Regions from separate parts of the Homo sapiens genome. Here region 1 is linked to region 2. A link is an interaction called in ENCODE POLR2A ChIA-PET data of the cell type or tissue named here. Cell type or tissue: MCF 10A. All regions are shown on one strand.

Region 1 (5,000 bases), 520 kb before region 2:
TAGTCTCTCAATATGCCAGTGTTTAAAGTCTTGTTTTTTTTTTTTGTTTGTTTGTTTGAATCAGGACATTGATGAGATCCACACGCTGTGATTCTTTGGTTTGTCTCTTAAATTCCTTTCTAGATTCTCCCGCCCCCTTTTCATTCAAGCACTCTTTTTTTGCTTTGCTATGTATTTGGTGAAGAGTCAGGACCATGTGTCCCACAGAGCTTGGTACCATCTGGTTTTTGCTGCTTGTGGACATGCAGTGGCACTCAGGATCGCCCTCTGACTCGTGTGTCCGTGTCTTGGGGGCCTGAATCTGGAGGCTTGGTCTCTCTGTGTGGCTGCCCACGTCTCTGCTGTCGGCCAAGTGGATGGTGAGGTGCTAGGATGCTCTCGTGGTCCTTCTTGGGTCAGCTAGGACAGTCTGTGCAGGTTAGCTGCTTGCCTTCTCCGGGTTCACCTAGTGGTGTCACTTCTGTAGGAAAGGCAGGACAAGAGCTCTCCTCCCCCACCTCGTTCCCCTTTATCTGCCAGGTTCCAGCCAGCCCTGTGCCCAGAAGTGCCTTTGCGCCATAGGCCGGAGGGTGTGGCTTCCTGAGACATGGATGTGACCGTTGTTCCTGAGCTGAAAACCCTCCTCCACCTCCGGACAGGGCTCCCCCTCCGCAGGGGCGGCCAAGGCCCTTCTCCCCAGGGTCGGCGTCACCACCTGTCTCCACCACAGCTGTGCTGGAGCCCGGGGGTCCCGCGAGGACACCGCAGTCCATGCCACTGTTTCCTGTGTGAGGCCACGCGTGCTCCTGGCGGTCCAGCCTGGGCACCCGTCCACCTCTTACCCTTCTTGAGCCAACCAGCTCCTGGCCATCCTTCAGCCCCACCACAGCCTCCAGGGAGCCTTCCCAGCCCCTCCCACCCCTGCTGCTGGACCATCCCCCCTCCAGTCTGCCCTAGCATCTCACTCAGTTGGCTCACTTGGAACTAGGCCAGCTGCGTACCTCGGGGGAAGACAGGAGAGGAGTCCTCACAGCCCCAGGTTCCCAGTTTGGCAGGGACCCACTGGGACAAGTGTCTCCTTAAAGGCAGGGGCCACAGAGGAGGGGCACGTGGCCACATTTGAGTCCTCAAGGAAAGCTGCGTAGGGGAAGTGTGGACTTGGCGGGGGGCGTGTCGGTTAGGGATACATTCAGTTGCTCGGACCAGCTGTGTAGCAGGGGCTTCCTGTAGGGGCTGGTCTTCTTACAGGACAAGAAGGCAAGAGGCGCCAGGGCCTGGCATCCCTCCACATAGTCCTGTGGTGGAAGCCGCCCCCACAGGCACCACCTCTCGCGTTTTGGCAGGACAAAGAGAGGTGGTGAGAAACTTTGTCCCTGCAGTTTTGTTTATGACTTGGGAAGGAAAGCCCTCCCTAGGCCGCCCTCCCTTCCATGTCCTTACCCAAGCCTGTCACATGTCCCCTCGGACAAGGGGAGGGAGCCCTAGCCTGGCCCAGACAGGTCACACCTCCCCGCCTGGGGCTGGGGCAGAGACCCACTTTTCTGAGATCAGGGCTTTCCCCACACAAGGTCACTGTCGGCCACACCCGCTGGCCTTGGATCGGGAACCTGTTCATGTTCACTTGTCTGCTCTGACCGGACTCGTGGTTCTGGAGGCTCCTTCCCATGCAGGTGCACTTGGGACTCCTGGGCGGCCGCAGGAGCTGCCGCTGCCAACTGTGTTACTAGCTGGGCCCCGACTCCCAGGAGGCGCCTGTCCCCGGAGCTTGCGGAGCCTGGTGCCACCCGTGTGAGCCGTCCGGCACTGCAGGCAGGCTGGGGAGAGACGGCACTCTGCAGCACCTCGAGCCCCTTGGTCTGTCCCCTCTCACCAGGACTGAGGGTGTGGCCGTACACCTGCGAGCTTAGGCTGCTGGGGAAAGGGCTGAGAATAAAGAGGGTGCAGAGGACGCCGGGCCCAGAGCTCTGCCTTGCGTCCCCACTGCTGACTGAGCCGGTGTGATGTCTCGAGCTTCTCAGCAGTGTTCCCCAACTCAGAAGCCTTCACGGGACGCCCATCCTCTTAGTTATTTTTATCCCGGTGGACTGCATTTTAACAAAGTGCGTTGTGATTCACCTACCATAAAATTCAGCCTTTTAAAGTGTACAGATGTGGTGGTTTTAGTACATTCACAGTGTTGTGCAATCATCACAAGTTTTAAATTCCAGCATATTTTCATCACCCCCAAAAGAAACCCTGTGTCTGTTAGAGCCACTCCTGCACTTCCCACCCGCCAAGGTACCAACTCATCCATGTCTCTGCATTTGCCTCAGCCTCCCAAAGTGCTGGGATTGCAGGCATAAACCACGATGCCTGGGCCAAAATTTTGAAATGTTTCCGAAGTTCACGTGATCTAATTTTCCTTAGTTGCCTGTGCTTTTGGTGTTGTATTATAAGAAACAATTGCCTAATGCAGTGTCGTGATTGATACCTGTATTTTCTTCTGAGAGCTATGTGGCGTTAGTGCTTACGTCCAGGTCTCTGATCCATTTTGAGTTGTTTTCTGTGTGTGGGTGGAGTAGGGCCACCACCATTCTCCCCCGGGTGGGTATCCAGTTGTCCCAGCACCATTGGTTGAAGAGACTCCTCAGTCCCCATTGAGTGGTGTCGTCACCCTTGTCAAGCACCAGCTGCCCATAATGTTAGGACATGAGCCTGCATGTTTGTTTGCTTGTTTGTTTGTTTGTTTGTTTTTCAGACAGAGTCTTTCTCTGTCGCCCAGGCTGGAGTGCAGTGGTGCAATCTTAGCTCACTGCAACCTCCGCCTACCGGATTCAAGTGATTCTCCTGCCTCAGTCTCCCGAGTAGCTGGGATTACAGGCTCCTACCACCATGCTCGGCTAATTTTTGTATTTTTAGTGGAGACAGGGTTTCGCCACGTAGCCCAGGCTGGTCTCAAACTCCTGACCTCAAGTGATCTGTCTGCCTCAACCTCCCAGAGTTCTGGGTTACAGGCGTGAGCCACCGCGCCCGGCCCATGCACGTTGTTTCCATGAAAACCTCCCTTCTTCCGTGTGACATTCGTGCTTGTCATAGTGCGGTTTTCCCACACTCCCCTGGGACCTGTGGCTTACATCATTTGGGATGGGGCAGGGTTCTTAAGGAAAAGCAGATGAAATTGTCTTGCTTCAGCTGGGCGCGGTGGCTCACACCTGTAATCCCAGCACTTTGGGAGGCTGAGGCGGGTGGGTCACGAGGTCAGGAGATGGAGACCATCCTGGTTAACATGGTGAAACCCCGTCTTTACTGAAAATACAAAAAATTAGCCAGACGTGGTGGCGGGCGCCTGTAGTCCCAGCTGCTTGGGAGGCTCCAGGCATGAACCAGGGAGGTGGAGCTTGCAGTGAGCCGAGATCGCGCCACTGCACTCCAGCCTGGGCAACAGAGCAAGACTCCATCTCAAAAAAAAAAATGTCTTGCTTCGAAATTTCAAGGTTCACAGAAACACAGCCCCTGCACATGTGGCTAGGCCTCCACAGGAGCCCGTGCAGACAGCTCCTTCCTGCAAGCCTGCCTGCCCTGAGCCCTCCTGGCCTTTCTGTATTCATCACAGCCCCTCACTCACAGCCCTTTTCCAGGCCACCCTGTCAACTCCTCACACCTTCGTGCGGAAAATCCATCAGCGCCTGCCCCATGCCAGGCGAGCGTCCCTGTCTTCTGGGGTGGCGAGGGTGCGGGGCGGCACCCAAAGTGGACAGAGCCTCCTGGAAACTGGGTCGTGACCTTGTACTTTTGCCCCCTCTGGGTGCTGTGCTGTCGTTTGAGTCTGTGTCCTGTGTCCTGCGTCTGTCGGGCTTGGCCCTGGCTGCAAAGGAAGTGGGGAATAGAGGTGGTGAGATTGTGGGCCTCAGAGGCCTGGGGCAGGTCTCAGTGCTGCCACGTGTTAGTTGGTGTCTGTGCGTCGGTTTCCCTGTCTGTCAGTGGCGCTGTGAGGGTTGAAGGGGGTACATGTTTCCCATAACAGTCCGAGAGCATGGCTATGAATGAGCTTTCTTTCTGCCATGGGGCCTGCAAGACCCAGTTAGCTGCACATAGTAAGCTGGTCGATTTTGAATAAGGGCAGGGCAGGAGGTGCCCTGAGAGAGAAGTGGGCGCAAATCGGAGGGAGGGGAACAGAGGCCCAGTGAGGGAGAGGGGAGGACCAGGGCCAATGGGGAGCTGTGTCCCTGCACCACGGCCACCCTCTGATGCAGACTTTCTTGTTTTCTCTGTTTCAGGAGGAGCCGAGGAAGGTCTGCTTCACCTACGACCTGTTCCTGAACCTGGAAGGCAACCCGCCCGTGAACCACCTGCGCTGCGAGAAGCTCACCTTCAACAACCCCACCACGGAGTTCCGGTACAAGCTCCTGCGGGCCGGCGGGGTGAGTGTGCCCCGCCCCTGCCCGCCAAGGGGCCGCTCCACCGAGGCTACTTTGCTGCGGCCGTCTGTGCCCAGCCAGAGGTGTCGGTGCTGGGGGCCGAGACCCAAGGCGCAGGTCACACGGCAGCACCCAGCAGAGCTGGAGGGGACCTGGGAGCTCCACAACCTGTGCCGGGGCGTGGTGGCTGCAGGTGACTCGTTGCTGGTCACCCTGTGCTTCTGGGTGGCCATGGGTAATTAGCACCTTCCTGCAGGAAGTGCTGGGAAGGGATGGGCGCGAGGCTGGTCTGACCGCGTGGCTGGGCCTGGAGCTGGCTTGTAACTAGCTGGGCAGGGCCTCCGCACAGGGCCCCTGCCGTGCGCATCGCCATCACCTCTGACTTCGGGAGGCCAGACGACAGTGCCAGCTCTGGGACCAGGGCTCTCCAGGAGTCGTGTGGCCGGGACCCCCATGCGGTGGCTGGAGTCGAGCCCTCCGGACCCTGTGGGGGCTCAGAGTTCCCCACGAGGGCTCTTGGCAACAGGGTGGGCGCAGGGCTGGTGGTGGTTATGGAGGAGGGGGGCGTGGAGGGAGGGACGTGCAGGCTGAGGCCTGGTCACAGAACAGCAATGCCACCTTCAG
Region 2 (5,000 bases):
TTTTTTTTTCTTTCTTTTTTTGAGACAGAGTCTGGCTCTGTCAACCCAGGCTGGAGTGCAATGGAACGATCTCAGCTCACTGCAATTTCCACCTCCCAGGTTCAAGTGATTCTCATGCCTCAGCCTCCCAAGTAACTGGGATTGCAGGCACGTGCCACCACACACGGCTAATTTTTGTATTTTTAGTAGAGACGAGGTTTTACCATGTTGGCCGGGCTAGTCTCAAACTCCTGACCTCGGGTGATCCGCCCACCTCAGCCTCCCAAAATGCTGGGATTATAGTCGTGAGCCACTGTGCCCGGCCACCTGTGAGTATTGAGCACTTGAAGTAGAGCTGCTGTGGCCAAGGAACAGAATGGAACATTTTATTGGCTGGGTACAGTGTCTCATGCCTGTCATCCCAACACTTTTGGAGGCCAAGGAAGGAGGATCACTTGAGCCCTGGAGTTCAAAACCAGCCTGGGCAATATTGAGACCCCTGTCTCCACAAAAAAAATAAAATCCCTGGGCATGGTCGCACACACCAGTGGTCTAACCTGTGGGAGGATCGCTTGAGCCCAGGAGATTGAGGCTGCAGTGAGCTGTGATCGCATCACTGCACTCCAGCCTGGGCAACAGAGTGAGACCCTGTATCTAAAAATTAAAATAAAAAAATTCAGGCCGGGCACGGTGGGCTCACGCCTGTAATCCCAGCACTTTGGGAGGCCGAGGTGGGCGGATCACCTGAGGTCAGGAGTTTGAGACCAGCCTGACCAACATGGAGAAACCCCGTGTCTACTAAAAATACAAAAAAAAATTAGCCAGGTGTGGTGGCTTATGCCTGTAATCCCAGCTACTCGGGATTACTGAGGCGGGAGAATTGCTTGAACCTGGGAGGCAGAGGTTGCGGTGAGCCGAGATTGCACTATTGCATTCCAGCCTGGGCAACAAGAGCAAAACTCTGTCTCAAAAAAAAAAAAAAAAAATTCAGACAGCCACCAGCGGCTACACTGTCCTGGGCAGCTCAGCATTGGGGCATTCCCTGTGAGAATCTTGCAACAGGGGGAAGACAGCGACCAAACTTACAAATGTGATTAGAACTGGCAAGACCCCTTAGGGGCAGCGAACTTGTTCTTTTTTTTTTTTTTTTTTTTTTTTTTTGAGATGGAGCCTCTGTCGCCCAGGCTGGAGTGCAGTGGCGTGATCTCGGCTCACCGCAAGCTCCACCTCCCGGGTTCACACCATTCTCCTGCCTCAGCCTCCCCAGTAGCTGGGACTACAGGTGCCCGCCACCACACCCGGCTAATTTTTTGTGTATTTTTTAGTAGAGACGGGGTTTCACCGTGTTAGCCAGGATGGTCTGGATCTCCTGACCTCGTGATCCGCCCGCCTTAGCATCCCAAAGTGCTGGGGTTACAGGCGTGAGCCACTGTGCCCAGCTGAACTTATTCTTAAAGCAAGTGCCCCGGACCTCCAGTGGGCCTGTTCTGGTGCCTTCTACCAGGGTCAGCTCAGACAGTTCAGCGTCAAAGCCAAAGACTAGAGACCAGGTGATTACGGTTTCTTTGGAGACAGAGTCTCACCCTGTCACTCAGACTGGAGTGCACTGGCGCAATCTTGGCTCATGGCAACCTCCGCCTCCTGGGTTCAAGTGATTCTCCTGCCTCGGCCTCCTTAGTAGCTGGGATTACAGTCACCCACCAAAGTACCTGGCTAATTTTTTTTTTTTTTTTGGTATTTTTAGTGGAGATGGGGTTTCACCGTGTTGGCCAGGCTGGTCTTGAGCTCCTGGCCTCAAGTGACCCACCTAACTCTGCCTCCCAAAGTGTTGGTGTTACAGGTGTGAGCCACCGCGCCCGGCCAAGACCAGGTGATTAAAATTTGGTTGTAGGCAGGTGCAGTTGCTTATGCCCGTGGTCCCAGCTACTCCGGAAAATGAGCGGGGAGGATCGCTTGAGCCCAAGAATTCAAGGCTGCAGTGAGTCATGATTGCAGCCCTGCACGCCAGCCTGGGTGACAGAGCAAGACTTGGTCTTTTTTTTTTTTTTTTTTTTTTGAGACAGAGTCTCGCTCTTTCGCCCAGGTTGGAGTGCAGTGGCGCGATCTCGGCTCACTGCAAGCTCCATCTCCTGGGTTCACGCCATTCTCCTGCCTCAGCCTCCCGAGTAGCTGGGACTACAGGCGCCCGCCATCACGCCCGCCTAATTTTTGTATTTTTTGGTAGAGACGGGGTTTCACTGTGTTAGCCAGGAGGGTCTCGATCTCCTGACCTCATGATCCACCCGCCTCGGCCTCCCAAAGTGCTTGGATTACAGGCGTGAGCCACCACGCCCGGCCAAGACTTGGTCTCTTAAAAAATGGAGGAAAGAAAACACAGTCTCTTTTTTTCCCCTGAGATAGCTTATCCTAAGGACAAGGCTCTGAGGGGTAAGGAGACAGGGTTTGGTTTTAGTTTTGACTCTCTTGGTCCTGTGTCCCTGGGACTGGTGAGTCCACCAGGGACTGCACTCCTCCATCTCCCAGGCCGTCCGTGGCCAGGGCCAGTTGGCGGAGGGGAGGGAGTTGATGGAGCTGGTGGGTGGGGCTCCCAGGGCCATGCTCCCACCCAGCCCACCCCCTGCTGGAGCACTGCTGGGCCCCAGCGACCCTGCCCCATACTTGGCAGGCCCTGACTGCAGAGATCGTGAAGACCATCCGGGACATCATTGCCTTGAACCCTCTCTACAGGTGGGCCTCTGTGCGGGCAGCTGGCCAGGCGGGGGCATCTCTGCAGCTCTTTCTGCAGCTGGGTGGGTAGGGGGCTTCCTCAGCGTCCTCCTGGGAGGAAACCTTGCCTGCCCCAAGGAGTGGCCTGTGTGGAGGAGCCCGTTGCCCACTGGGGCATGGGGCAGGTGGGAGGCCCGGGGCCGACTCAGCAGGCCCAGTTTCTTTGTCCCCTTCTGCTGAGGCCGGAAGCTGTTGGTGGCATTGGCTGGGGGAGTGGGGAGCAGACTGCTGAGGTGAGGTCACTGCACGGCTCCCGTGGTGGCTGCACGTGAGGATGCTGCATGCCTTTCCAGCCCAGGACGGGTGGGCCCTGAACTCTGGAGAACAAGCAGCAGAGCTGGCTCCCAGCGAGCACCCCTAGACCGTGCCCATAGCTACAGGGGACAGGGACCCTGAGGACCGGGTCCCCGTTTGGGGGCTGCACTGCAGCAGAGCGTGAGGCCCTGGCCACCGAGGCAGCTCCCTTTGTCCCCCAGGGAGTCAGTGCTGCAGATGATGCAGGCTGGCCAGCGGGTGGTGGACAACCCCATCTACCTGAGCGACATGGGCGCCGCGCTCACCGGGGCCGAGTCCCATGAGCTGCAGGACGTCCTGGAAGAGACCAATGTGAGTGCTCGTCACCTCCACAGCCCCCCACGCCTGGCTGCACCCCACCTCCACTATGCTCCGCCCACGCCCGGCTGCCCCCGTTCCTCCTCAGCTCCCCCATGCCTGGCTGCCCTTGTCCCTCCACCGTGCACCATCCACACCCAGCTGTGTGTCCCTGGCTCTGTTTTTGAGATGATTTCCCGCTGCGTGTCTTGGTCCACATCCATCCGCCTTTCGGTGGCTTCATAGCCTTCGGTTGGGAGTCACCGTTGCGGGTTCAGTGGGATCCTCTGGGCCGTGTACCCGGGGCGTTGCCAGTCTTTTGCTGTTGTGAGCAGCACTCCTGAGCGCGTCCCCATGCACGCAGCTGGAGGGCCTGTGAAGTATCCGTAGGATGCGTTTCCAGCACGGGATTTGTTGGGGCAGAGGGCACACATGCCTCTGTGCTGGGTACAGCATGGCCAGGTCCTCCCGGCAGCATCTCTCAGGGTGCGCATTTTCCCCCAACCTCGGCCCTACACACACAGATGCCGACTTCTGCTCATCCTTTCTGTCCTCCCTGTCTCGGCAGATTCCTAAGCGGCTGTACAAGGCCCTCTCCCTGCTGAAGAAGGAATTTGAACTGAGCAAGCTGCAGCAGCGCCTGGGGCGGGAGGTGAGCCCGCGGCTGAGGCGCAGCCACTCTTGGGGGCCTTCCCCTCGGGCCACGTGACATCAGTCAGGCTCTGGAGCACACGGAGGGACCGGTGGCATCGGCCAGGGCAAGCCAAGAAGGCCTGTCTGGGTTTTGAGGGCTTCGTGCCATCATCTGCTCTGTCGTCCTGGGCTGTGGAACTCTCCGCGTTGAACAGGGAAGCTTAAAGCTGGTCCCAGTGTAATGAGCCCAGGGTGGAGCAGTCTCAGGACCGTCCAACATTAAGGGAAGAATTCCTTTGCCTTTGTAATCTTGGGGACAGTGTTGGAAATTGGAAAGCAGCCTGGGAAAAGTGAAGATGCTGTTTCTTAAGACCCAGCCATTGAGGCTCGCTGTCATGATTTTCGGCAGATCACAGCCTGCCTGATGGCCGGTCACCTCACGGTCGTAGCATTTTTCAGAATTTTTTACTTTAAGACAGGGTCTCAGTCGGCCACCTAGGCTGGAGTGCAATGGCGCAATCTCAGCTCACTACAGCCTCCACCTCCAGGGCTCAAGTGATCCTCCCACCTCAGCCTCCCGAGTAGCTGGGATTACAGGCGTGCAATACCACACCGGCTAATTTTTGTATTTTAGTAGAGACAGGGTTTCACCATGTTGGCCAGGCTGGTCTTGAACTCCTGGCCTCAAGTGATCCGCCCGCTTCAGCCTCCCAAAGTGCTAGGATTACAGGCGTGAGCCACCGCGCCTGGCCCCATCTCTACAAAAAATTTTAAAATTAGAGCCAGGTGTGGCAGGTGCCTGTGGTCCCAGTTACTCAGGAGGCTAAGGCAGGAGGATCGCTTGAGCCCAGGAGGTGGAGGCTACGGTGAGCTATGATGGTGCCTTTGCACTCCAGCCTGGGTAACACAGGTAGACCCTGTCTCAAAAACAAAAGAAGATGGAAGGAACCAAAGGCTTCGTGCTCTGGGTTTCGTTTCTTTTCTCTCTGAGTCCTGGGGGAGCAGAGGGTCCCCCTTCGTCTGGGGACGCA

Evidence for each region. Peaks named below come from ENCODE experiments on the same cell type or tissue, not always from the same donor. Only the 100,000 strongest peaks of a DNase experiment are listed, where the experiment ranks them.
Region 1: POLR2A ChIA-PET joins it to region 2 with 6 read pairs; 2 of 35 experiments call an interaction of 5 or more read pairs at or near these places.

What each region holds. Positions count from the first base shown.
Region 1 is chr19:6,229,949-6,234,948 of GRCh38, reverse strand. MLLT1 (MLLT1 super elongation complex subunit) reads left to right here. Exons shown (of 12, transcript NM_005934.4): 4 at 4,236-4,379. Among named protein-coding and RNA genes, the nearest start is that of MLLT1, 48 kb to the left of the region's middle. RefSeq lists a silencer at 1,657-1,951. In MCF 10A, no CTCF peak of the experiment used is centred here; DNase peaks (open chromatin) are centred at 558, 938, 1,278 and 2,178.
Region 2 is chr19:5,706,048-5,711,047 of GRCh38, reverse strand. LONP1 (lon peptidase 1, mitochondrial) reads left to right here. Exons shown (of 18, transcript NM_004793.4): 5 at 2,645-2,706; 6 at 3,222-3,351; 7 at 3,905-3,988. Among named protein-coding and RNA genes, the nearest start is that of LONP1, 12 kb to the left of the region's middle. In MCF 10A, no CTCF peak of the experiment used is centred here; no DNase peak of the experiment used is centred here.